Regions from separate parts of the Homo sapiens genome. Here regions 1 and 3 are each linked to region 2. Evidence: read pairs that join two places in POLR2A ChIA-PET (ENCODE). Cell type or tissue: A673. All regions are shown on one strand. Region 1 holds the start of KCNK4 (potassium two pore domain channel subfamily K member 4). Region 2 overlaps SLC22A11 (solute carrier family 22 member 11). Region 3 holds the start of MIR7155 (microRNA 7155).

Region 1 (8,000 bases), 270 kb after region 2:
GCATGCAGGTCCCATGGGCAGGGACTATTTTGAGAGTGCTTGCCCTAGGTGAGAGGAAGTCAGAGAGACTCTTCCCCAAGCAGCAGTGTCAAGGTACCAGAATGGTGTCTGTGGGGCGTATCATAAAGCACCTCTTCGCCCCCTGACTGAAGTCCTCATTAGCAAGACTTAGTCCAAACTAATCTTCCTAAAGTGGCTGCTCAACACCCTCCATGGCTCCCCACTCCTTGCAGGCCTAAACACCCCAGACCAGCATTCCTTTTTTCAAACTGGTCCCCACCCCCCTTCCCCTAGTCTTCTCCCTGGGACTCCAATTTGGCACCCCATGTTACAGCAACCTTCCCCCCAGATTTTCTGAGATGATTCCATTTCCTGTAATAACTGTTAATAAAAGCAAGAAGCGAAATAGCTAATTAAAAGTGATTTAATGTGTATTTTGCAACACTTTTCCAATAAATTCACGACTTAAGGGAAAAATCCTTTGTCATCCTGTGTGTTCTAATTTTTGCTTCAAATGACTAGGCATCTGCTAACTCCAGGTTCTGCAAAATGCTCCGGAACTTTCCAGCTTCCACGCCTTTGCCCATGCTGTCTCTCCACATGGGCATCTCTTGCCCCTCGTCTCTACTCTCTACCCCTCTCGCCTGGTGTATTTCAATCACCAGGTCATCCCTCAGGCCCCTGACATCTCCATCCTTGTCCCCAGCCCCTAGCTCAAGGTCTAGCACAATTGGTGCTTAACAGAAAGAGGGAAACTTCCTTTCCACTGAATCCTACAGTGATCTGTCTGACCATGGATCTCTCCCCTTGCCTAGATGTGACACCCTCCAAGGCAGACCCTGTGTCTGATCCACTCCAATATCCCCTTGGCATATAACACTACAGCACCTAGCACACAGTAGGTGCACAGTTGCTGCACAACTAATTCAGGGAGTGAATCCTACTGTGGAAGAGAAATAAAGCGGCTGTCACCCACCCTTCTAGGTCCTGCCTCTCCTTTTCTTCCTTTTTCTTATCCAGGAAAAAAGCAATTCCATTGTGAAGACAAACTAGGTCAGATTCCCTCCCTCCCTCCCTCCCTCTCTCTGCCCTGTGGTCTGGCCAGATACATTCTTCCCACGCCTCTCTGAGCCTCCACTGGCATTCTGTAAGTGTCAGAGATGCTGTCGGGTGGTCTGTGTCCCAACCCCACCCCACACTCATCTCTGCCCTGAGTCCTGCTGCCTTGAGAATCTGCTGGAACACTGAGGCCTCCGTGCCAATGGCCCCTCTCTCCACAAAGAACAGGCAGGGAACAAAGGGTACTCTTCAATTTCAAATAATAGACATTAATTTATTAAAGCTAAATCTTAATTTTTTTGTATGACAGTGACTCCGAAATCAGAAAAAGTAACAGACGTGCCTGCCTGACTGTATCCCAGAAGGCTGCAGCCCAACACTTTCTTTTTTTTTTTTTTTTTTTTTGAGACCGATCATCCAGGCTGGGCTGGAGTGAGTGCAGTGGTGTGATCTTGGCTCACTGCAATCTCTGCCTCCTGGGTTCAAGCGATTCTCCTGCCTCAGCCTCCCGAGTAGCTGGGACCACAGGCATGCACCACCACACCCGGCTAATTTTTGTATTTTTAGTAGAGATGGGGTTTTGCCACATTGGCCAGGCTGGTCTTGAACTCCTGACCTCAGGTGATCCACCCACCTCAGCCTTCCAAAGTGCTAGGATTACAGGCATAAGCCACCGTGCCCGGCCAACACTTTCTTGAGTCTATGGTTGGAGTCTGACCAGAAGTGCCTCAGGGAACCCTGACGCACCCCCCCTTCTCCCCACATGGTAAGCATGCATGCTGGGGGAAGGGGCACCTGACCTGGCATTCCTGGTGGCATGGATCCTGGAACCCTCCCAAATCACCTGCACATGTTCATATGCACACTTTTCCAGGGGGAGGGGGTGTGTTCACCATGTTCTTGGGCTTTTCTAAGGCACATGACTCCAAGAAAAGTATGGGAACCGGTGTAGGTAGGGTTGCCAGATTTAGCAAACAAAAATATTGCTTGGGATGGACTTGTATTAAAAAGGCATTTGTGGGCCAGGTGTGGTGGCTCATGTCTGCAATCCCAGCACTTTGGGAGGCCGAGGCGGGTGGATCACTTGAGGTCAGGAGTTTGAGACCAGCCTGGCCAACATGGTGAAACCCCATCTCTACTAAAAACACAAAATTTAGCCGGGTGTGGTGATGAATCCCTGTAATACCAGCTGCTTGGGAGGCTGAGGCAGGAGAATCACTTGAGTCTGGGAGGCGGAGGTTGCTGTGAGCTGAGATCACACCACTGCACTCCAGCCTGGGTGACACAGGGAGACTCCGTCTCAAAAAAAAAGGCATTTGCAGTTTAACTGTAATTCATGTTTAAATGAGAGTCTTGGATTTTGTGTGGCAATCTAGACCGGTGAGTGAGACCTGTGCAAATGTAACATAGCCCATGCGCTATGGCCATTCATTCATTCATTCATTTCCCCCTCATCCCACCACCATCACACCCTGAAGGAGACATTATAGGTGCACAGTCCTGTGCCAGGCTCTCCAGGAAAACAAATGACCCCACAGTTGCCCTATTGAAAACACAGAGACCTGGTCCCCAGCCTCTGTCCCACAGCCTCCCACTGCACCCGTCCTCAGGGATACTGATCTGAAAGCAGCACTGGCACAGGGCCTCACTGGCACACAGCTAGCGCCAGGGGTGATGGGTGACAGCTGAAGGGGCTGCGGCCCACCCACGCACCTTGATGAGGAGGCCCAGCTCCTGGTCGCTCACACACGGATGGGCCCTCAGGAACTTCTCTCGGACCTCCCCCAGCTCCCTCTGGGCCTGCTGCTCGTGGGGCTGCTCCAGGGCCCGGAACACCAGGGCACCAGACACCAAGTAAAGCAAGACCAGCGCCAGCAGGGCCAGGAGCGTGGTGCTGCGCATGGCGCGCCCAGGCGCCGGGCCAGCTCCACTGCCCGCCTGGAGGGGCCGGGCGGGGGGCTCCTGGGGAGCTGTCGTCACTGCGGGCAAAACCAGGGATGCTGGGGTCACTGAGCTGGCCTGACACCCACACCCTCCTCCTCTATCCCCTACACACCCAAAGATCCATAAAGCCCCCAGCTGCACTGTCCACAGACATCCCTCTGGCTGGACACACCCAGTCCCCCTCCTATCTCCAGCCTTCCCCTTACCTCCGCTGCCCGGCCCTCAGCCCCTGTCTGGGACTACCGGGTGAGGAAAGAGAGGAGGGCACCGAGAAGGGAAAGGAAGGCGAGTGGGAGGCCGAAAGAGAGCCTAAGCCTGCCTAGGGGGAAGCGGGGCGAGCGAGGAAATGTGTGGAGCTTGGTGGGGGTGCGGGGAGCTGGCCCTCGAGGAGGAGGCTGAGGGGGCTCGGAGGCGTCCGAAGGGAAACCCGGAGGAGAGGCCGGACAGCGCAAGGCGGGGACAGGGGAATGGTGGGTCCCTGCTCGCCCGCTGCGGCTGTGACAGCATCTCCGCGGCTTCTCCGTCCCCTCTCGCCTCGCCCTGCTTCCTGGCTGGCCCTCCAGGGTGCCCCCGCGCCCCGCCGGGCTTTCGAGGAACCCAGGGGCGGGTCCCGGCCGCCGCACCCAGGCGAGGAGGGGTGCTGGGGACGCCCAGTTCCCGGAAAAAGCGGGGCGGGGGTCCGCAAAGGCCACACCGGGGCGACAGCCCCCGAGACAGCTGTCAGTCCGAGACAGCGGGCGGCGGCGCCCACGCGCACACACGCCCCGGCACGCGCCGCCAAGCGCGGGCACAAAGACCCGCGCGCCCACGCTCCATCCCGAGGCTGCAGCGCCGCGCCGCCCCGCTGCACGCACGCACCCCACCTGCACTCTCCGCAGACGCCCCGGCATCCCCGGCCCCCATGGGCGTGCCGGCCGCGCCAGGGCACCCAGAGCCCACGCACACGTGTGTGGACACTAGCGTGCACACGCCAGACAGCAGGGCCACCGCGCAGCGCCCGCAGCTCGCTCCCACCGCCTCCCCCGCGTCCGCACAGCGACGCCTCGGAGCGTGGCGGGCGGCGGGACCGGCGGCCACACCACTCCCGGAGGCGCCCACGCGCGAGAGGTGGGCACCCCGCCCGGCCAGTCGCCCCTGGGGCGTCCCTGCCCCTGAGTCCTGCCCGCGCACCGGAGCCCGCACCGCACTTACTGTCGGCCCCGCTGCGGCTGCGGCTGAGGCCCGGGTTCCAGCACGGCCTCGCCGGTGCCGACTGGGCCGCGGAGGCGGCAGGGGCGGAGCGGGCGGCCGCCGGGGCTGGGACCCCCCTCCCGCCGGCAGAAGCCCCCCTCCTCCCGCGGTTAACCCCTCCGGCGCCGCGCTTCCCTCCGTGCAGCGCCCTCGCCGCCGGCGCCGCCCCAAGCCGTTTACCTGCGGCCGCCTGGCTCCCCACAGCCGGCCAGCCCCGGGAGGTGGGTGGCAGAGGAGCCGGAGAGGGGTTGCAGCAGGGGCCAGCCTTCTAGCCTTGGACCGGAGCCCAGTGTGGCCAGCGGCAGGGCCCCGACCTGGGCATCAGCTGGCCCGTCTCTCCGGACAGGCACCACGCTAATCTGGCATCTCCCAGGCCCATTACCGGATCGGGAAGGGTCCGCAACTCTCCGCCCCTGGGGACAGCCTGGCCCTTGGGCTCAGCACTCATGAGGGAGGGGCTCCGCGGGACAAAGGGGTGGGGGAAACCCGGTGGGGCCACCTGGAATTGGCCGACGTGGAGGTTGGGACCCACCTCTGGGGGAGTTGCTGCTGGAGCACCTCCTGCCCCCACTCCAGGTTTTGGCCCTCTACCTGCTCCCCGGCTATCCCTCCAGGGTGCTCCCTGCCCCAGCTTTTGGTTCTCACTTCCATGCCCAGAAATCAGCCCCGGAAGGCTGTGGCTGAAGCTGCCTGCAGATCCCAGCATGGCACTGGTGCCAGCATCCACTCTCCCACTGCCTGAACACCCAGGCCCTGGCTGGTCCTGAACTTGCCCCGCCCTGTTCTCACCCACTTGACAACCTGTGACCTCTCCAAAGACCCTCTGGTGCCTGCTGGGGTCCTCAGCCCTCATGCTGGATGGCTTTCAGCCTGGGCTTTGAGGCTGACCACCCGCTACTGGTAGGGAACCTGAACAGGTTACCAAACTCTGGAGTCTCCCTGTTCCCACTTACAGAAAAGGGATGATTAATCATCACTTCGGGGTGCTGTTCTGGGCATTAAGGAGGCCAGTGTTTAGAAATCCTCAAAACAGAGCCTGGCACACACAATAAAGTGCCCCACAAACGTTAGCAGTTTTTATTTCAACAAAAAGTGATTGTCCAGCTTCAAGCTGATTCTCTATGAGTCTCAGATGCCCTCTCTGGAGGCCCTGAGGGCCTGGTGCCCAGGATGGTCCCAAGTAAAGGGTTTTGAAGCAGGCCCAGTGATAAGCCAAGGGAACTCTGAAAAGCTGGGACAACCACCTATGTGGGCAGGGGACAGACCCTCCAGCAAAGGACTCCTAGCCATCAGACAGACCTGCCAGGGCCATGGAAGCAGAGGGCAGTGACTATGCTACTAAGGACAGTGGAGAAGAGGGCTAACGGGAGGGCATAGCTAGGGGACCACCTGTACATCTGGGCAAACCCACGCCCTGGTAGGAAGATGGGGGCTGCTCAGTCACTGCGCCAACTCCCCAGCAAGCCCTGGACTAACTCCTGACTCCTAAAGACCAGGTTGGGGTGGTGATAGGGAAACAGGGCCTCCAGAAAGTCTAATCCATTGGGGTTAAGACTCAGAAGCTGCCAGGCATGGTACCTCATGCCTGTAATCCCAGCACTTTGGGAAGCTGAGGTGGGTGGATTGCTTGAGCCCGGGGGTTCGACACCAGCCTGGGCAACATGGTGAAACCCCACCTCTAAAATTAAAAATTAAAAAATTAGTCAGGAATGGTGGCATGTGCCTGTATTCCCAGCTACTCGGGAGGCTGAGGCAGGAGGATTGCTTGAGCCTGGTAGGTTGAGGCTGCAGTGGGCCATGATCGTGCCACTGCACTCCAGTCTGAGTGACAGAGTGAGACCCTGCTTCAAAAAACAAAACAAAACAAAGAACCTCAATGGCCACATAATCAGTAATGTGGAGCTGTGGGGCCCAGCAGAGGGGCCATGTCCCTTGACCAGGAGACAGAAGGCTTCCTAAAGGAGGTAACAGTTGACGCAGGTCTTGAGGAAAGAGTAGCAACTGTTCAAGTGGAGAGGGATCTGGAGGTAGTGGGGCAATTCTGGGCCAGGAGAGCTTTGAGAACAAAGGCCTGTGTGGTCTCCTTCCCTTGCAAACTGCAGGCCCCTCCTCTCCCAGCCCACCAGCCTTGATGGGGTAAGTCACCCCTGCCCAGCCTAGCAGCCCACTTCAAGGGCTAGTGTCTGTTCAGCCTTAGGCCAAACAGGCAAAAGTGATAGGAACACAAGGCAGATGACAGACAGGTGCACAACTGTGGGGCGCAGACACTGTTTATTGAGTGGCAGGCACAGGAGAGGTAGCTGGCTCCGGTGTGGAAGCAGAGGTGGCAGGTCATGCCAGGGTGCTGTGGGCATCTGGCAGCCAGGGCCATGCCCCCCATCCTAGGGGGACGGCACAAGCTCACTATGACAGGAGCAGCAAGGAGCCGGCCAGAGGAGGGGGTAGCCACGACCCCCAGGATCCTGGGCAAGAAGCGGCAGACAAACTTGGCACAGGGGCCTAGGGTGAGGGGGACTGGGGCCTGGGTATTCTGTGGGGGAGGGAGGGGGATCACGTCTGTGGGGTGGAGTAGAGACTGTGGTGGTGGCCGCCTGGTCCTGGCACCTGGGAGAAGAGCAGAGGAGTGGTCTTCGTCTGGCTGCCCCCATACCAGCCCGGCTCACGCCCGATGGCACCATACCAGCTCCCAGAGCCTAGACTGCCCGACATACTGCAGCAGAGAAACAGGGTCAGTCTCAGGACAGTGACCAGGGCCACAGTCACAAGAGCTGCAGGAGGAAGACAGGCTTAGAACAGAACCCCTGTGACCTAGACCTTCGGGGCCCAGGACAAAGTACATCTCTAGGCAAGAGGTGGAGGCTTTAGCAATAGGAACCCAGGGGACCTCACCTAGTACAGATGGGGAAGCAAAGGCCATGGCAGGGGTGGAAGGCAAGACCCGGCTATCTCGGTCCCCCATAGCTTGATGGAGCCAGCGGGGTGGGCGGGTAGGGCAGGGGTACTGAGGCAGTGCCACGGCTCCTACCTGGTGCTCTCACCCCGGCTGTGCTCCCAGGAGCAGCCCTCATCTTCACAGTGCCCAGCCCGGTCAAAGAAGTAGGACCGAGAGGCAAAGACCTGCCCATTGAGGATGTGGCTGGTGCTCTGGGGGAGGAAGCCATCATCGATACTTACTCCTGTCCTGCACTGGCCTCCCAGGCCCAACCCCAGACTCCAACCCAGGATTTGCAACATCCGCCCCCTCCACTGGCCCCACAGAAGAGGGAGCAGACCCTTACCAGGTCCTGTGGGGGCCGGTGCACCCGGAAGAAGCCCACCAGCAGGGTGGTGGGCAGTAGCTCCCACACGAAGAGGATGAGGCCAAATACCAGGTAGCCTTTGTTCCCCAGGTCATTCACCAGGTCCGCCTGTGGGAAGGCAGGGGCTGGTGCCAGTCTGCAGTCACGCCAAAGGGGTAGTGGGACAGGGCCCAGGCCAGCTGGGGCCAAGGTGCCACGGCTACTAAGGAGGTGGCAGACATGCGTATGCCCACCTGGTCAGACACATTGTACCAGTCGTAATCGAAGGTGTCCAGCCGGCTCTGGGGGGCCAAGGCCAGTGCTGTCAGGTTGTAGCAGGCCCGGCTGGCATAGAGCAGGACCATGGCGCCACCCATCGCGGCCGCCTGGCACACACTGGTCCCCTGGCACAGGTAACAACAGAGGACCCTCAGGGAGAGAAGGCTCCCAGCTTCCTCTACACCCTGAGAACCGCTGCCGAGAGACCCA
Region 2 (8,000 bases):
GTATGGGGATAGTAATAATACATTTCTGGCAGGATTGTTGGAAAGATTAAATGGTTTCAGAAACACAGGCCTTGGTACTCTTGAGCCTTTGCCCTGGGCAGCCCAGGCCTGTCTCCATCTTGGCCCAGGAGGAAGCCCAGCCCGATGCCCAGGGATCACAGGTCACTCACTGGCTCTCCAGGTCCTGGATAGTGTCAGGGAGCGGAAGTCCCTGGGTCTCCGGGAGGAAGAACAGCACAACCAGGCTGGAAGCAATGGAGATAACGCCATAGAGGAGAGGAGGCAGCAGGGGCAGGGCTTGGCGGCTCATCAGGATCAGGGGACCCATCATAGCCCCCAGCCGGCCCACTGTATGCAGAATGCCATCTGCTGTCATCCTGTGGGTGAAGGGGAGGGCCCAGATCCCTGTAACAGCTGGCCCTGTGGCAGGAAGACATCCTGGGCTCACAGATGCCAGGGGAAGGAAAGCTGGGCTGAGGGAATTGCCCTCCTCAAGGCCTCCTCTAATGCCACCTCCTCCACGGAGCCCACCCAGATTTTTGCATCTAGTGTTTCAGGGGAAATCTCTAGGGCCCACCTCATTTTCCCCACTCTTGGGCAACTTAAGGGCTTCTCCATACTCCTGCTAGGCCACTGAGCTCCCAACTCAGGCTTTCCATACGATATCAACAAAATCAATAAATGCTTGTCCAAACAACAAATTAAAATATGGAGAAATGAGTGAGTGGTGGAAAGAACATTGGGCTAAAAGTCTGGAGAGCTGGAGTCCAGTCCTACCCTTCTGCTGAGCCAGTCCTTCACCCCGAGCCTCAGTTTACCCAAATATCAAATGTGGGGGTGGCCTAGACTCTAGACCACTGGTTTTCCATTTGTGTTTTATGATGCCCTTGGGCTCCAAGGAGGTGACTTGGGGCTCTCTTGGGGCAGGGAAGGAGTGGTGGGAAGTGAGTTGAGGGTCCCCACTGCTACCAGGGCAGCTCTTGGTCTCCTAATCAGGATTCTTATAAGATTCCATCTGGACAGATGACTCTGTGGCTCAAAATGGTGTGAAAACACAGGCCCAGATGTCCCCAGGGCTCTACTGTACTGCTTCTGTCTGGGTCGAGACTCTCAAGGGGAAGAGCTGTCCTGGGGGGGACCCTGAGCGGCCCTGGCTGCATTTCCCTGGCTGCCAGACCCTTCTTTCCCTTCCCACCGCCCTCTCAGGACGGCCCTGCTGGCCCTGGGGCATGGCCTGCAGCCCAGCTTACCGCACTGGCGTTGGAAAGAGTTCAGCCTTGTAGATGGTGAGGCAGGTTAGGCTTATCCCAAAACATCCCTTTCCCAGCACAGCAAAGACCACACGCAGGGTCTGCAAATCTGGGTACAGGAAGGGGGTGAGAGTGGGGTTTGCCCTGGAGGGTACCCAGGGGCTAGTCAGTGTGCGGCCAGCCAGCCTGGAGCAGAGGGGACCCTGGGCTCCCTACAAGTCCCCGGCCCTGCTGGCTTGGTGCGGGGCTGCCCAGGGCTGGGGTTGGGGGACAGAGCATAGGATGCGATATCGCGGCAGGGGCCCGAGGGGCACAGGCAGAAACCCAGCCAGGTCTAGGGTAGCTGAGCCTGGCCGGCCGTGGAGGCTGCACTGAAAGAATGCCCCCCACCGCGGCTCCTAGGGTCCCGAGATGCCTCTTGCTATGACGGAGAGAGCGCCGGGCCCGGTCCACAGCAGCCTTCCTGCTGCCCGCCAGCCTGCCTGTGTGGGGATGGCAGAAGCCCTGGCCTGGAGGCGGAGGTCCGGGCCCCCTTTTGGCCGCAGGCCTGGCCTCCCCAACGCGTTGCTCCGTGGAGGTGCCTGAACTGCTGGGAGGTGCTCGCCGTTGTCAGTTTCCTCGCAGCTGCTCGCGCTCAGAGCTTGGGCTCTCGCTGCAGCCTGCAGGGCCCCGGCCGCCTCCGTCCCCGCTCAGGCCTTCTGCCAGCCGCAAGGCAGCCTCCTGCCTTCCTCCCGGCTCTGCCGCCACCGCACGACGTGCCGCCCTGTCCCTTTCCCCCAGTCTCCCACCCTCAGCAATAAAAGGAGACACAGAGAGGGATTCCAGGTCCTCATAGCCTCCCTCATTCAGAAAGAAAACAGGGAGGCAGCTCCTGGGGCCAGGGAGGGGATGTGGCCCCACGCTCAGAGCAGTGGGGTGGGCGGGGAAGCAGGGCCCGGTCCCACCGCCCAGTCCGCCTGCCTCACCTTGCGGCACCAGCATGTTGGCTAGAATGGCGAGGCCGGCCATGGCCTGGGAACCCGCCTGGATGGTGCGGCGGCCAAGGAAACTGAGCAAGAGGGCAGTGGTGGCCCGGCCCAGGAAGTCCACGGCCCCGAAGAGGGCCTGGAGGAGGAAGATGTCACGGCCCAGGCTCTGCAGGTCGAAGACCAGCCCATAGTAGGAGATCAATAGAGAGAAACTGCGGGCAAGGCTGGAAGTCAGGTCCCTGCCCTGCCGGGGAGAGGGCACCCCAACAGCAACAGCACCTCCCACCAGGAGCTGCCTGGGAGGACATGGCCAACCCCGGAGGACAATCCTGGGCTTGTCTCGGCCAGCGATCCCAGAAGCCTGCCAAACTCAGGACACAACCCCAGCGTCAGGCTCTTCCAGGAAAGGGCAGGCAGGGTGGCTCCACCATCCCTTCACACACAGGCTTTGTGTCAGGGGCAGCGATGCGCTGGGGCGTTGCCTCTCTGGCTGGGACCAAGTCTGCCCTCGGGGGCCTCTGAGCTGCCCCTCACTTCCGGACTAGCCCTCTCTGGCTTTGATTCTGATAACCAGTCACACTGTGCCTTTCTCTTGGAAGATGGGAATCATGGCAGGACAGGGCCTCTCGGGAGACCCTGGGCTGCATTGCCCAGACCACATTCAGGATGGAGAGCCTGTCCCCCAGCCCCTGGGAGTGCTGCCCCTTCTCTGGGGAGAGCAGCCTGTGACTGGTTCATGGGGCAGAGGGACCACCCAGAAAGGCCCCAGCTCCCACGCTCCCAGGGGCTGGGCTGGGCCCAGGCTGTGGCTGCATCTCCCCTTGCCTTCCCTTCTCCATCTCAGGGTCTGCTTTCTGCCCACTCCCCCACCCCACTGGCTCACGAGTAGCTGAATTTACGGTATTTAAATTCTCATGGTTTGGAGATGGGATTTGGATCCACAACTGGCTGCAAGGTAAAATTCTTCTCGGCCACGTTTAAAATCTGTGCTCTCCCTGCTTAACCCAGATGCTCCTCCCAGCCCTCCCCTTAGGCGTCACCTGATTGCATCACCCAATAAACATCGGACAACACCAGCCCAACAACATCAGAGTAAAATCGCACAAGCCGCGGTGTTTCATGAAGTTTATGTGAGTGACGTGAGAGTCACTGGGCTGGTGCTCAAAGCGGCCGACACTGGAGCCTTGGACAGATAACAACTGGGTTAACAAGACAGGAAAACCCACAAGGTCACCAGCTTCAAAGCCTCTGATTTGAATAACAAAGGTTGCAGAGCCGGCCCCTGGGAGAACTGAGGAATCCTGGAAGGTTTTTTTTTTTTTTAAAAAAAAAAACTGGTCCCGGGTGTTTGCAGTGAGAGCACTCCTTCTGATTTATCAGAAAAAAATTGAAGTTTTTTAAAAAAGGCATTTGATCTATCTTTGTTCTAAGATGTAGCAAGTATTTGCCATCATAACCCATATGTGGTTAAATATAGCATAAAAGAAACGTTTTCCTAAACTTCAGTTTTATTTCAAGATAAAAGTCCCAATCAAACCAGGTCCTTAGGTTTTTTTTTTTTTCCTTTGACGGAATCTTGCCCTGTCGCCCAGGCTGGAGTGCAGTAGCACAATCTCAGCTCAGTGCAGCCTCTATCTCCTGGGCTCCAGTGATCCTCCTGCCTCATTTTTTGATTTTTAGTAGCGATGAGAGGGTCTTACTATGTTACCCAGGCTGGTCTTGAACTCCTGGGCTCAAGCGATCCTCCTGCCTCAGCCTCCCAAAGTGAGGGATTACAGGCTTGAGCCACCGCGCCTGACTGGTCCTTGCTTTTTAATATGCTCTTTTGGATGTCACCGGAACTGAATTTGTTTTAAGGGCCTTTTCCTGGGCCCAGATGACCTTGGGTCCCGGGGAGGGCCAGGGTCTGGTCGCGCGGGCCCTGGCAGTGACAGTGCCGGTAAGCCAAGTGTTAGCTCAGCCCGGTTCCAATGCAGGCTCTATTATTTTGGGCTTGTTCCTTACCCCTCTGGGATCCTCTTTCCCCATCAGTGAAGTGGGGTTGCATGGAGGGGTCAGCGAATGCAGGTTCACCCTCTAGGAGCATGGCCATGGTCTCTAGGAAAGTGGTAAGTCTCTAACGATGACACACAGTGGTACTCCTCGGCCGTGGCTGGTCCCCTGGCTCTAGGGACCCTGGCTCTGCCTCTGTCTTGGGACCTCCCTGGGACCCTGGGACCCCCAGCCTAGAGCTGCCTTTTCCTCTGGCTTCCTGCAGATGGCAGCCTCCAGATCCCACCTGTGCATAGTCCCTCTCTGCTGCCTGCCAGGACTCCTGCCTGCTGGGGCTGTCTGCGTCCTGTCCCAGACAGAAATGCACCCCCTTGAGGCCTGCGGGTGCTGTTTCCCCTGGACGCTCTGCCTCCTGCCTGTCCCAGCTCTGCCTCCTGCCTGTCCCAGCCCTGCCTTGGGGAGGGACACCAGGACGGCGTACTTCACCACCAGCATGGCGCAGCTCCTCCAGCGGAGCACGGGCACGCAGAACAGGTCCAGCACCGACCGCGGCTCCTTTGCAGAGGCCACCTCCTCCTTCACGCTGGACATCAGCACCTTCCGGGGAGAATGGGGGCACCGTGAATGGTAGGGCAATGGCCCTGCCCCACCCCCTGTGCCAGAGAACAGTGTCCAAGTGGCCAGAGTGACGGGGAGCCTGTCCTGGGCCTCGGCCTCTGGAAGCTGGATCCCTAGGGGAAGGGGAGGGGATGGGGCAGAAAAGGTTCTCTCCAGGCCCTGGCTCTTCTGCAGGTTTGACTCAGCCCTGGTCCTCTCAGCTCTAGCTTGCCTCCTTCTGGAAGCCTTCCCTTATCCTCCGACCCCATCTTCACTCTAATCTCTGGCAGCGCCTGTTTCCTGAAAGCAGCTACCTTCAAATAAACACATTCTGTTTCCCCAGACACATCGAGAACCCCCATGAGGTGGGTGCGTGCTACATGCAGGTGGAGGTGGTGGGTGATGGAGGTGACGGTGTGGGTGCTGTTGATAATGATGGTGCTGTTACCGATGGTGACGATGGTGGTGAAGGTGGTGGAGATGTTTTGCAGAGATGGTGGCTGTGGGGTTAGTGATGGTATTGGTGGTGCTGGTGGTGATGGAGTGATGGCAGTGAAGGTGATGGTGGGTGTGGACAGTGGTGGTGCTGTTGGTGATGGTATCGGGATTGGTGGTGGTGGTGGTGGTGTCTGTGTGGAGGTGGTGATGGAGGTGTTGGTGGTGTCTGTGGAGATGCTGGTGGTGGTGCTGGTGGAGGTGGTGCTGGAGTGGGTGGTGCTGTTGGAGGCCACACGGATGATCCCTCAGTGCACGTCCTGTCCCAGGTCAAGTCTCGCAGACAGCAGCATCTCACCTCTATGGTCAGGTTCTTGGCCTCCTTGTGGCCATTTATCCTGGCCACCTTTCTGAGCTCCTGAAGTGCTTGGTCTGGTTTGCCCTTAATAATCAGCCACCGGGCGGATTCTGGCAGCCACCTGTAAGGAGGCAGGTGTGTAGCTGGGAGTGCACGCTGGGCTCTCCCCCGGGGCGGGGTGGAAAGGGGCAGTGGGCACGGACCCTCCAGCTGAGATGAGTGATGAGGAAGCACATGCTTCTGTGCCGCTGCTGCCCAGCCAGGAGCCTGGCAGTCCCCAGCGGTTTCAGAATAAAGCTGAGTCCCAATGCCTGGCCGCCCACCTTCCCAAGCGAGCCACCTCCATCTGGCTCGCCTGGCTGCCCGGGGCCTGCCCACCTGAGCCCTGCACACAGCCAGGGCACAGGTGGCCTGGGCATGGGTGTCCCTAGAGTTGGCTGCTTCACCAGTGATTCTGGGGCTATTTCTAGGATAGAAAGGTCACTTGGTGCTGGGTTTTTTTGTTTTTTTTTTGAGATGGAGTCTCACTCTGTCACCCAGGCTGGAGTGTAGTGGTGCGATCTTGGCTCACTGCAACCTCCACCTCCCAGGTTCAAGTGATTCTCCTGCCTCAGCCTCCTGAGTAGCAGGGTCTACAGGTGTGCACCACCATGGCTAATTTTTTTGTATTTTTAGTAGAGATGGGGTTTCACCATGTTAGCCAGGATGGTCTTGATCTTCTGACCTTGTGATCCACCTGCCTCAGCCTCCAAAGTGCTGGGATTACAGGCTTGAGCCACTGTGCCCGGCCTTTTTTTTTTTTTTTTTTTTTTTTTTTTAGCACATTTAAAATATCCCCAGGCAGAACCAGGTGATTTTATAAAACCAGTCTATTTCTCCCCAACCTCAGGGGCAGGTGGGCCAGGAGAAACACTTTCCTGGTGGAAGGCACAGGATCTGCCCAACCCACCGGCTCTCAGCCCTGTTTGCAGGGAAGCTAAGAAGGACTTCTGGAGGCAGTCTGACGTAGTGGTGAAGAGTTAGCCTGCCTAGGTTCAAATCCTGCCTCTGGCATTCACCGGCTGTGTGTGACCTTGGGTGAGTGACCTAACCTTTCTAGGTCTCGGTCCTTCATTTGAAAATGGTGGTAATCGCATCATCTTACTTATTAGAAGGTGTGTTAATACGCACCTAGTGTTATAAACTGCACCTGGTACACACCTGATCAGCGTGGCGGGGATGGCCTAATTATTGTAATTATGGGATGGCCTTCCTCTTCACTTATTGATCTGTGTATGAAACGTAAGCTCCACGGGGCCACTGGTTTTTGCCTGTTTTGTTCACTTGTGTGTCCCCAGCACCTAAGACCCTCTGCACCTGTCTGTGTCTCCTTCCTCAGTGCCAACCCAAGGAGGGATTTCCAGACCTTAGGGATTTTTGCGGCCCCTAAAATTGTAGTGACAACAATCTATTTTCATATCCAATGTTGGTCCGCACTGTATGTGAAGGAGTGAAGCTGGTGGGTGGGGGCTGGTGCAAGTATTGAGGAAGGACGATGCTCACAGCCTCAGCCCAGGGGACAGCGGCAGTGGGGCCTTGGGGACCGGGAGAGCGGCCGCTTCCACTGTGGCCGAAGTTCAGCCCAGTGCCCCTGGATCTTCCAGTTTTTCCAAAGAAGGTAAAAAATACTGTTTTTGTTTGTTTTTGAAAATCTTCTGATTTTTAAATGTTAGCAACTAGTTACAAATGTATTTTTTAAATCACCATTTGAGCCAATGCTGTGCCAGCCCATCTTGGCCTGTCTGGGCTGGATGGGAGCCACGGACCTCGGGCTGCAACACTTAGCCCAGGACTGCCAATCACCAATGTCCCTCCCTAGCGAGGGTGCCGCTCATGCCATGGCCCTTCTGTGGCACTCCAGGTCTCTGGACCTACTGCCAGCCAGAGAGGTGAAAGTGAAGAGTCCCCCTCCCACCCTGGGTCTCCTAAGGAAAAGGTCCCACATCATACTGACCAGGATATCAGGGAGATGGCAAAGAAGGGCACTGATGCTGCCAGCTGGAGAGTCCTCCAGTCCCGCAGGGCAAAGGCCAGGCCGCCCAGCGCCGCCTGGCCTGCGCTGAAGGCACATCCCACCACCGTCATGGTGACCGCCCTCCTGCTGGTCGTGGTCCACTCCACCACTGAAGGATGCAGACACGTGCAGGTGAGGCCTCATGCGGCGGCCTGAGCCCCATTCTCTCCTGCCACCCCCGCCCCCATGGCAGGAGCGCGCTGAGCCGGGGACTCACTCAGTGTCAGTGAACTCAGAAAGATGCCGGCCATCCCAAAAGCGGCCACGAACCGCAGGCCGCAGTAGATGACGAATGTTGGGGCGAAGATGGTGCTGGTGCCCGCCACGGCCAACTGCAGGCAGCACCA
Region 3 (8,000 bases), 220 kb after region 2:
TGCAGAATGGGGAAAATGAGACCCCAGATAAGTCAACACGGCCACCTGACTCCCAGCACAGTGCTCTCTCCAACAGGCCCCACATGGGGAGTGAGGCAAGTAGCTAGCCAAGAATCCAGAGGCAAGACTAGGAGGACAGATGACCCTGGCATCTGCTCATGGGATGGAGGGCAGGGTGGCATGGCCCCCAGCTCCCAGGCGGGCAGGCATCACCTGGAACAGCTCCTCTTCCAGCTGCAGGGCCCTGGTCTTGAGCTCCATCAGCGCCTCCTCCTTGCTGGTCGCCGCCGCCTGCAGCTCAGCTTCCAGCCGCTGCTCCAAGCCCTGGTACCTGCCAGGAGAATCCTTAGCACCCAGCCCCACCCCACCCTCGCCCCACCACACCCCTGCCTCCCTCATTCTTCCCCTCAGCCCTGTCCCCACCTCTGGTGCTGGCTTTCCTTTTCTCGCAGAAATTCCTGGCGCTCGAGAGCCGCCTGCTCCAGCTCACGCTGCAAATGCTCCAGCCGGTCCCCCAACTCCTTGCCCCGCACCACAGCTTTCTCCAGCTCCTGAGGGCAAGCAGAGCAGGCTCAGGGCAAGGGGGCAGGAGACAGCCGGAGACAGAGGCCTGAGAGTCAAGAGAGCTGCCTTTCTGTCCTTGACCTGCCATCCTGGGCACGTATCATTAAGCCTTTGGGCTCTACTTCCCCATCTATAAAATGGGAGCAAAGCCTGGGGCCCTTGAAATTGGGCATGAAAGAGCTGGGTGTTGTAAGCCTGGCAGGGCATGAGGAAGGCCCCTGGGCTGGGAGTCGGTAGGTGACACATGTTGGGCAAGTGCCGTCACCTCTCTGAGCCCACGGTTCTTCATGTGCGCAGTGAAAGGTGGATGCGCCCGGTGGGCTGCCACCCCAGCCATGTGACAGCGAGACAGCTAGAGAGGCTCAGCAGAGGTGGGTCGGGTGAGAGACCTTGGCTACAGGGAAAAGGCCACGGAGGGCTGGAGGGACAGGAAGTCAGGAGCTGACAGTGGGGGCTGGGGGGGCAGGGGGCGCCAGGATGCTGCCAGCTAGGTGACCTGTGGCCTTTGGCGGTTGGGCTGCACCACTTTGGAAGGAGACGGGAGGCCCATTCTGGCCTGTGTGCCCCAGAGGGAGGGAGACCAAACCATTCTGCCACATGGGGGGCCTGGCAGGATGAAGCTTCGGGGACAGCTGCCCATGACCAGCTGCCAGCCAAATCCTGCCTTGGAAACCAAGCCTACAAGCCTTGCTGCTGAAAACTACCTTCCTGGCTTAATAACTGCACCTAGGCCTTGCCCAAGGGGCACTGCACCTCCTGACACTCTTGGCCACCACCTCTCCCTGAAAAACTACAAGTCCGATGAGGCACTGCTGCCTGGCTGGCTGACAGCCACTAGCGCAAGTACTGGGGTAGGAGGCACGGTGAATAGAACCTCCCGCCCAGCCCCTGCCCTGCCCTCCTCCGGGCCCTGGCCACAGCCCTCCTAGAACCCCCTCCCCCAAGCCTGGGAGGCTTCCCCACCCAGTGGACAACCTGAGACCCCCTGGTTCCCTGACCTCCCCCTGGCCAGCCACCTTCTCCTGCTCCAACCAGGAAATCTCACAAAATTCCCCCTTTGTCCCTAGCTTCCCCCACCCTCTCAGTCCTTGGAGCCGGCTCTTCCAGCCCGCCAGCCCTACCCTCACCTTCACTGCCTACCTGCTGCCATTCCCTCCCATGGAACAGGTCCATTCTAGGTGCCAGGCATTGCCCCAAGCTCCCTACGCTCATTATCTTACAGGATCCTGTGAGGCAGGTACAATTTTTTTTTTTTTTTTTTTTTTTTTGAGACGGAGTCTTGCTCTGTCACCCAGACTGGACTGCAGTGGCGCGATCTTGGCTCACTGCAACCTCTGCCTCCTGGGTTCAAGCAATTCTCCTACCTCAGCCTCCCGAGTAGCTGGGATTACAGGTGCGTGCCACCACACCCGACTAATTTTGTGTTTTTAGTAGAGTTGGGGTTTTGCCATGTTGGCCAGGCTGGTCTCGAACTCCTGACCTCCGGTCATCCGCCCACCTCAGCCTCCCGAAGTGCTGGGATTACAGGTGTGAGCCACTGTGCCCAGCCAAGGCAGGTACAATTTTTATTCCAGTTTTACAAGTGAGAAAACTGAGACTCAGAGAGGTTAAGTAACTTGCCCCAAGCCACACAGCTGGAAAGTAGGCAGGTCGCCCGGCTAGACAGCATCTCAGCCACACCCCACAGAGTGGACCCCAGAGATGGTCTCTCACCTTCCCTCTCACATTCGCCAGAACCCCCTTACCCTGGGCCTGTCTTGCACAACGCCTGACCCCATGTCTACCCAGCAGTGTTCTCCCCACCCCCCATCCTCATAATGGGTCTCTGAGCAAATTACTCTTCCTCCCTGAATTTCAGGGTCCTTGTCTGTACAGAAATGGGACTGGAAACTGCCTGTGCAGGATGACTCAGTTCCTACCTGTGTTGCAATCTCACAGGTCCCCTAGCACTGGGGCCCATTGGCCCAAACACCCTTCCTCGCGCCTTTTCACACGCAGACCTGACCACTTTGCTCACTTTGCCCATTGGGGAGCCTTCAGTGGCTGCCCAATCCCCCATGGCAAAAGCCCTAACCCCTTCCTTAGCTTGGAAGGAAGCTGAAGCCACGCCCAAACACTGGATTGCTAGCTTCGTGGTCACTGCTGTGTGCCCAGAGCCTGGTACAGGGCCTGGCACCAAGAAGATGCCTGTAAACATGTTTAAATGAATAAGTAAAAGTGTGTTGGCCAGGTGCGGTGGCTCACGCCTGTAATCCCAGCACTTTGGGAGGCCGAGGCGGGCAGATCACAAGGTCAAGAGATTGAGACCATCCTGGCCAACATGGTGAAACCCTGTCTCTACTAAAAATTCAAAAAATTAGCTGGGCATGGTGGCATGCACCTGTAGTCCCAGCTACACGAGAGGCTGAGGCAGGAAAATCGCTTGAACCTGGGAGGTGGAGGTTGCAGTGAGCCGAGATCACGCCTCCAGCCTGGTGACAGAGGGAGACTCTGTCTCAAAAAAAGAAAAGAAAAGAAAAGAAAGAAACTAGCCAGGCCAACATGATGAAACCCCATCTCTACTAAAAATACAAAAATTGGCCGGGCGCGGTGGCTCACGCTTGTAATCCCAGCACTTTGGGAGGCCAAGGCGGGTGGATCACGAGGTCAGGAGATCGAGACCATCCTGGCTAACATGGTGAAACCCCGTCTCTACTAAAAACACAAAAAATTAGCCGAGTGCGGGAGCGGGTGCCTGTAGTCCCAGCTACTCCGGAGGCTGAGGCAGGAGAATGGCGTGAACCTGGGAGGCGGAGCTTGCAGTGAGCCGAGATAGCACCACTGCAGTCTGGCCTGGGCGAAAGAGCGAGACTCCGTCTCAAAAAAAAAAAAAAATACAAAAAGTAGCCAGGCGTGGTGGTGTGTGCCTGTACTCCCAGCTACTCAGGAGGCTGAGGTGGGAGAATCTCTTGAACCTGAGAGGCGGAGGTTGCAATGAACCAAGATCACCCCACTGCACTCCAGACTGGGCAACAGAGGGAGACTCTGTCTCAAAAAGAAAAAAGTGTCCAGTCCTCCTCTCACACCCACTCCCATGCCTCCCTAGTCAGCTTCCTCTGCCACTTACACCATGGCTACTGCGTCCTGATAGCCCCAAGCTCCCCTGTCCACCAAGGTGACCCTCCTCAAGCGCAGCCCCACACAGTTCTACCCTGGCTTTCCCTGCCTGGGGAGGGAGGACCAACACATTCAAAGCTGGCCCTCATCATCCCTTCCTCCTGGGCCCTGAGCATTCTTTTTTTGTTGTTGTTTCATTGGATGGTGTTTGTTTGTTTTGAGACAGTCTCGCTCTGTCGCCCAGGCTGGAGTATAGTGGCACAATCTCAGCTCACTGCAACCTCCGCCTTCCGGGTTCAAGCAATTCTCCTGCCTCATCCTCCCAAGTAACAGATTACAGGTGCCTGCCACCACGCCTGGCTGATTTTTGTATTTTTAATGGAGGCAGGGTTTCACCATGTTGGCCAGGCTGGTATAGAACTCCTGACCTCAAGTAATCCACCCACCTCGGCCTCCCAAAGTGCTGGGATTACAGGTGTGAGCCACCACACCCAGCCCCTGAGCGTCTTTAATGCCTTTGTCTTTGCACATGCCATTCCCTCTGGACAAAATGTCCTCCCCACCTAGTGACATTATGGTCACTCCTCCTAAAGCCTCCTTGCCTCCACTTGGGCATCAGCTCACCCTCCCATGGGCTCTCGTAGCACTTGGCTCTGAATAACCAGTGCTTGAACACTTACAACATACCCTTGCCAGCATGAACCAGACCTTTACAGCTACTGTCTCCCAAGGTCCTCCTAAGACCACCCCAGGTGGCCAGGAATAGTACCCCTGTTTTACAGAAGGATGCCTGGGGTGGAGGTGAGTCTACTGCTGCAGCCAGAGAGCCAAGATGTGTACTAGGCAGTCCCACCCCCTCCCACAGCGCCCCCATCACACAGTGGACATGGCTCTGTGCCCCAGGCCAGGCACACCTTTGGAAGGCAGGGGTGGACTTGGCCTTTCTATCTCCAGCCCCAGCTCAGTGCTGGGCACCCACTGAACAGCTGCTGATGGAATCAGTAACTCCCAACAGCCTGGAACTCTGCTTCCCAACCCCAGCGGTGAGCCCCAACCTGACCTACCGCCTGGAGGGCCTCCTTCTCCCGGCGCTCCCTCTCAGCCTCCTCCAAGTGCTGGCGGCCCTCGCTCTCCAGCACCTGCATCCGTTCCTCGGCGGCCTCCGACTGGGCCCGCAGCCTGGACCCCTCACGCTCCCACTGCCTCCGCTCCCGGCCCGCTGCTGCCAGCGCCTCCACCAGCGCCTCCCGTTCCTGGGACGCAGACTCCAGCTCCTGGCCAGCAGCCTCCACTGCCTCCCGCAGCCGGGCTTGCTCCCAGGCCTGGGCCTCTGCCTCCCGGTGGGCCTCGGCCTCTGCCCTTCGCGCTTGGGCCAGCTCCTTGGAGAGGCGGGCAGCCTCCGTGTTTTGGGCCTCCAGCTTGCGGGCCTGGGCTTCCAGCTCATCTCCAAGGGCCTCAGCCTTTCTCCTCAACTGTGCCACCTCCTCCCTGAGGGCCTCCTGCTCTGCGACACCACTGGCCAGGCTCTCCCCTGGGATTGGGCCTTCCCAGACCTGGACCTCAAGAGCCCCTTCTGACTTCTGCTGTGGTTTTTGCCAGGCTGGGTCCCTGACCGTCCCTTCCAGCCTCTGGTCATGCTCTCTGGCCTCTGCTTGTCCCGTGGCCAGGTCCAGGCCCTGGTTTGGGCCCTCCTGCTCCTCCAGCTGCACAGAGCTGGGCTCCGAAGGCCCTGGCTTGTGCTCAGGGCCCTCCTGTCTCAACCCCCAGGCCTCAGGCACCAACTCGCCTTGGGGAGCCTCTCTTCCCTCTGTCTCTCCTCCCAGCAACTGCGGGGCCTGAATTTTGGTCCCTGGACCCTGAGGTGGGGCCACAGAGGCAGGGCTCTGGAGAGAGGATCTACGGCCAGCCTTCTCCGGGGACTCCTGTGTCTCCACAGGAGAGCCTGACTCTTGCGGGGACCAGTCTGAGGCCTGGGGGTCCATGGCAGCTGCCTGAAGGGGACTCTCTGCCTCCTGTGGGTCTGAATCAGGTGCCTGGGGACACTCAGCTGATGCCTCGAGCACTGAGTCTAATGCCGGGGGAGCCAAGTCCAAGGCCTGGGGGCCTCCATCCCTTGCCTTCTGAACCAAGCCCTGAGGGCTGTGGTCGAAGGCCACAGGAGTCTGGGGAGCCTCCTCCAGCACTGGAAGAACAGGGTCCTCTCTCGGTGCCTCCAGCAGGGGGTGCTGAGGGCATACGAGAGGGACAGTCAGGCCCAGGGAGGGACTAGGGGAAGGGCCGGCCAGGACCCTGGGGGAGGGGACTTACCTGGCCCCCTGGCTGCCCCTGAAGCACCTGAAGCAGCCCCCGAAGCTCCCGGTTCTCCCTCTCAAGGGTCCGAAGCCGCCCAGCCTCTGCCTCCCTCACCTCATCTTGCAGCGAGGGGGCCGCTCCTGCTAGGGGTGCTGAGGATGAGAGATGAGGTCAGGACCCCTCCTTTACTGCCTGGCTCCTCACATACACACCCCAGAGGCTTGGGAGAAGGGAGGGAGTCAGAGGCTCTCCCCAGTACACTGCTGGAAAGCATAGGAAGCCCCCACCCCAGCCCTTCCAGTGGGGTCCCTCACCCTCCCCAGGGGATCCTGGAGGTGGCTCCAAGCTCCGCTGAAGCTCCAGCTCCAGCTCCACATTCTCCTCAGCCAGCTGGTCCACCTGATGCCGCAGAGAGTCCAGCTCCTGGGGGTGAGGGAAGGGTCAGACAAGCCCTCCACACCATGGCCAGGCCGAGTGTGTAGGTCGGAGGGTCACTAGAGGTCACCAAGAGCAGAGGTTGCAAGAATCACTAGGGACCACTAGGGAATCAATGGGGTCATGGGGTGACGGGGCAACCCAAGTGGGATCACTCTGGCTACCTTACCGCATGGGCCTCGCCCAGCCGGGTTCGCAGCAGCAGGTTCTCGCGCTGGGTCTCGTGCAGCCGGGCGCAGCGCTCTCGGGCAGCCTCCAGCTGCTCTTCCAGCAGCGCCTTGGACGCCTCCAGCACCCCCGAGAGCACCCGCTCCTCCTGGTGGGAGAGCAGGGAGAACCGGTAGCCACGCAGCCCCCATGCACTCCAGCGCCTGAGGGTCCCAAACTCCTTCCCCTCAGCCTGTCACAGACCCTGCCTCCCTCCCCCACCCTGCACCCCATCAGTCTCTAGGCCCCGCCACTCCCTTCCATCTTCTTCCCACCAAGATCTCTTCAGGTACTTTCTCCCTCGCCCCTGGCCCCGCCCTTTGTGCAGGCCCCGCCCTTCTGTCCATGCCCCGCCCCTCCCCCCCGGGAACAGCCCTCCTTCCAAGGCTGCATCACTTACACAGCCCCCCCACTCCCCTACACCTGCCCCATCCTCTGGAGGCCCTTTCCCAGACGCCACCTCCCTGAATTTGTCCTCACCCATTTCTCCACCTGTGACTGTCCCCTCCAGAGAACCTGCCTCTCTGCCCTCGGGACCCAATCTCGCCCCTCCTCCTGGCCCGCCCCCTCGCGCACGCCCCGCCCCGCGGCTCCGTCTCCGCCTCACCTCCAGCTGACTCTTGTAGGCCTCAGCCGCCTGCAGCCGCTCGCGGCAGCGCCTCAGCTCCTCCTGCAGGCGGGGCAGGCGGCCGGCCCGCTCCCGCAGCGCCTCTGCCTCCTCGCGGTACAGCTCGGCCCGCTTGGCCTGTCCCGACAGCGCCTGGGCCTGGGCCAGACGGTGTGGAGCTGGGAACAGCCAGCCGCGGGCCAGAGGGATTAGGGACGGGAAGGAGCCGGGTTGGGAGGGAGGCAATGGGACCGGGTGCGGGGAGGTTAGGGAATGCCGCGGTGGCGGGGAGCATGTGAGCGCACCTCCTGGCGGAGCCTTCTTATTTCGGCCTCCAAACCCTGCACCTCGGCCTGGGAGTCTAGCAGCAGCTCGGCCTTCTCCTCCCTGGAGGGAAGGGGAGTCTAGGGAGGGTCTGGGGGCCCACAACCCCCAGCCCTTCCCAGGCCTGACCCCTCCCGTAGCCACCAGGGCTAGGGTCCCATCCAGGCTTAATCTGCCCCTCTCCACTCAGTCCCCTTCCCAGGCTGCGCACACTCACAGCTCCTGCCGCAGACGCCGCAGCTGAGCCTTGGCGTTGGCCAGCTGCAGGGCCAGATGGTGCGAGGGGCCCTCGGCGGGAGCCCTAGAGGGAGCCTCAGGCCTCAAGCAGAGGGGTTCTCGCTCCAGCAGCAGTTCAGCCAGCCGCTGTAGGTCAGGGGTCAAGGGTCAGGACTAACTTATCCAATGCCTCTGCACATCGACCCCCAACCACAACACCAGACATGGGGTTGTGGTCTGGGGTCTTGGGCCATCTGGT

What was found. ChIA-PET counts read pairs that join two places held together with the same protein. Peaks named below come from ENCODE experiments on the same cell type or tissue, not always from the same donor. Only the 100,000 strongest peaks of a DNase experiment are listed, where the experiment ranks them.
Region 1: POLR2A ChIA-PET joins it to region 2 with 11 read pairs; 2 of 35 experiments call an interaction of 5 or more read pairs at or near these places.
Region 3: POLR2A ChIA-PET joins it to region 2 with 11 read pairs; 2 of 35 experiments call an interaction of 5 or more read pairs at or near these places.

Annotation. Positions count from the first base shown.
Region 1 is chr11:64,287,980-64,295,979 of GRCh38, reverse strand. It overlaps GPR137 (G protein-coupled receptor 137), which reads right to left. Exons shown (of 7, transcript NM_001170880.2): 4 at 7,766-7,915; 5 at 7,512-7,640; 6 at 7,259-7,377; 7 at 6,486-6,943. The coding sequence ends at 6,784. It overlaps KCNK4 (potassium two pore domain channel subfamily K member 4), which reads right to left and starts at 4,678. Exons shown (of 7, transcript NM_033310.3): 1 at 4,414-4,678; 2 at 2,773-3,038. The coding sequence starts at 2,961. It overlaps KCNK4-CATSPERZ (KCNK4-CATSPERZ readthrough (NMD candidate)), which reads right to left and starts at 4,258. Exons shown (of 11, transcript NR_133662.1): 1 at 4,195-4,258; 2 at 2,773-3,038. In A673, no CTCF peak of the experiment used is centred here; no DNase peak of the experiment used is centred here; H3K4me3 peaks cover 992 bases; H3K27me3 peaks cover 3,873 bases.
Region 2 is chr11:64,562,029-64,570,028 of GRCh38, reverse strand. SLC22A11 (solute carrier family 22 member 11) reads right to left here. Exons shown (of 10, transcript NM_018484.4): 3 at 7,871-8,000; 4 at 7,594-7,762; 5 at 5,601-5,721; 6 at 4,692-4,807; 7 at 2,216-2,430; 8 at 1,251-1,359; 9 at 171-377. Among named protein-coding and RNA genes, the nearest start is that of SLC22A11, 10 kb to the right of the region's middle. RefSeq lists an enhancer at 4,246-5,215. In A673, a CTCF peak has its summit at 4,463 (motif pointing right); a DNase peak (open chromatin) is centred at 3,278; H3K4me3 peaks cover 451 bases; H3K27ac peaks cover 983 bases.
Region 3 is chr11:64,341,882-64,349,881 of GRCh38, reverse strand. It overlaps CCDC88B (coiled-coil domain containing 88B), which reads right to left. Exons shown (of 27, transcript NM_032251.6): 8 at 7,743-7,888; 9 at 7,507-7,588; 10 at 7,202-7,360; 11 at 6,557-6,703; 12 at 6,267-6,375; 13 at 5,968-6,104; 14 at 4,725-5,885; 15 at 424-551; 16 at 214-331. MIR7155 (microRNA 7155) reads left to right here and starts at 7,978; the gene lies at 7,978-8,000. RefSeq lists a silencer at 6,831-7,125. In A673, CTCF peaks have their summits at 5,868 (motif pointing right) and 7,269 (motif pointing left); a DNase peak (open chromatin) is centred at 7,211; H3K4me3 peaks cover 487 bases; H3K27ac peaks cover 452 bases.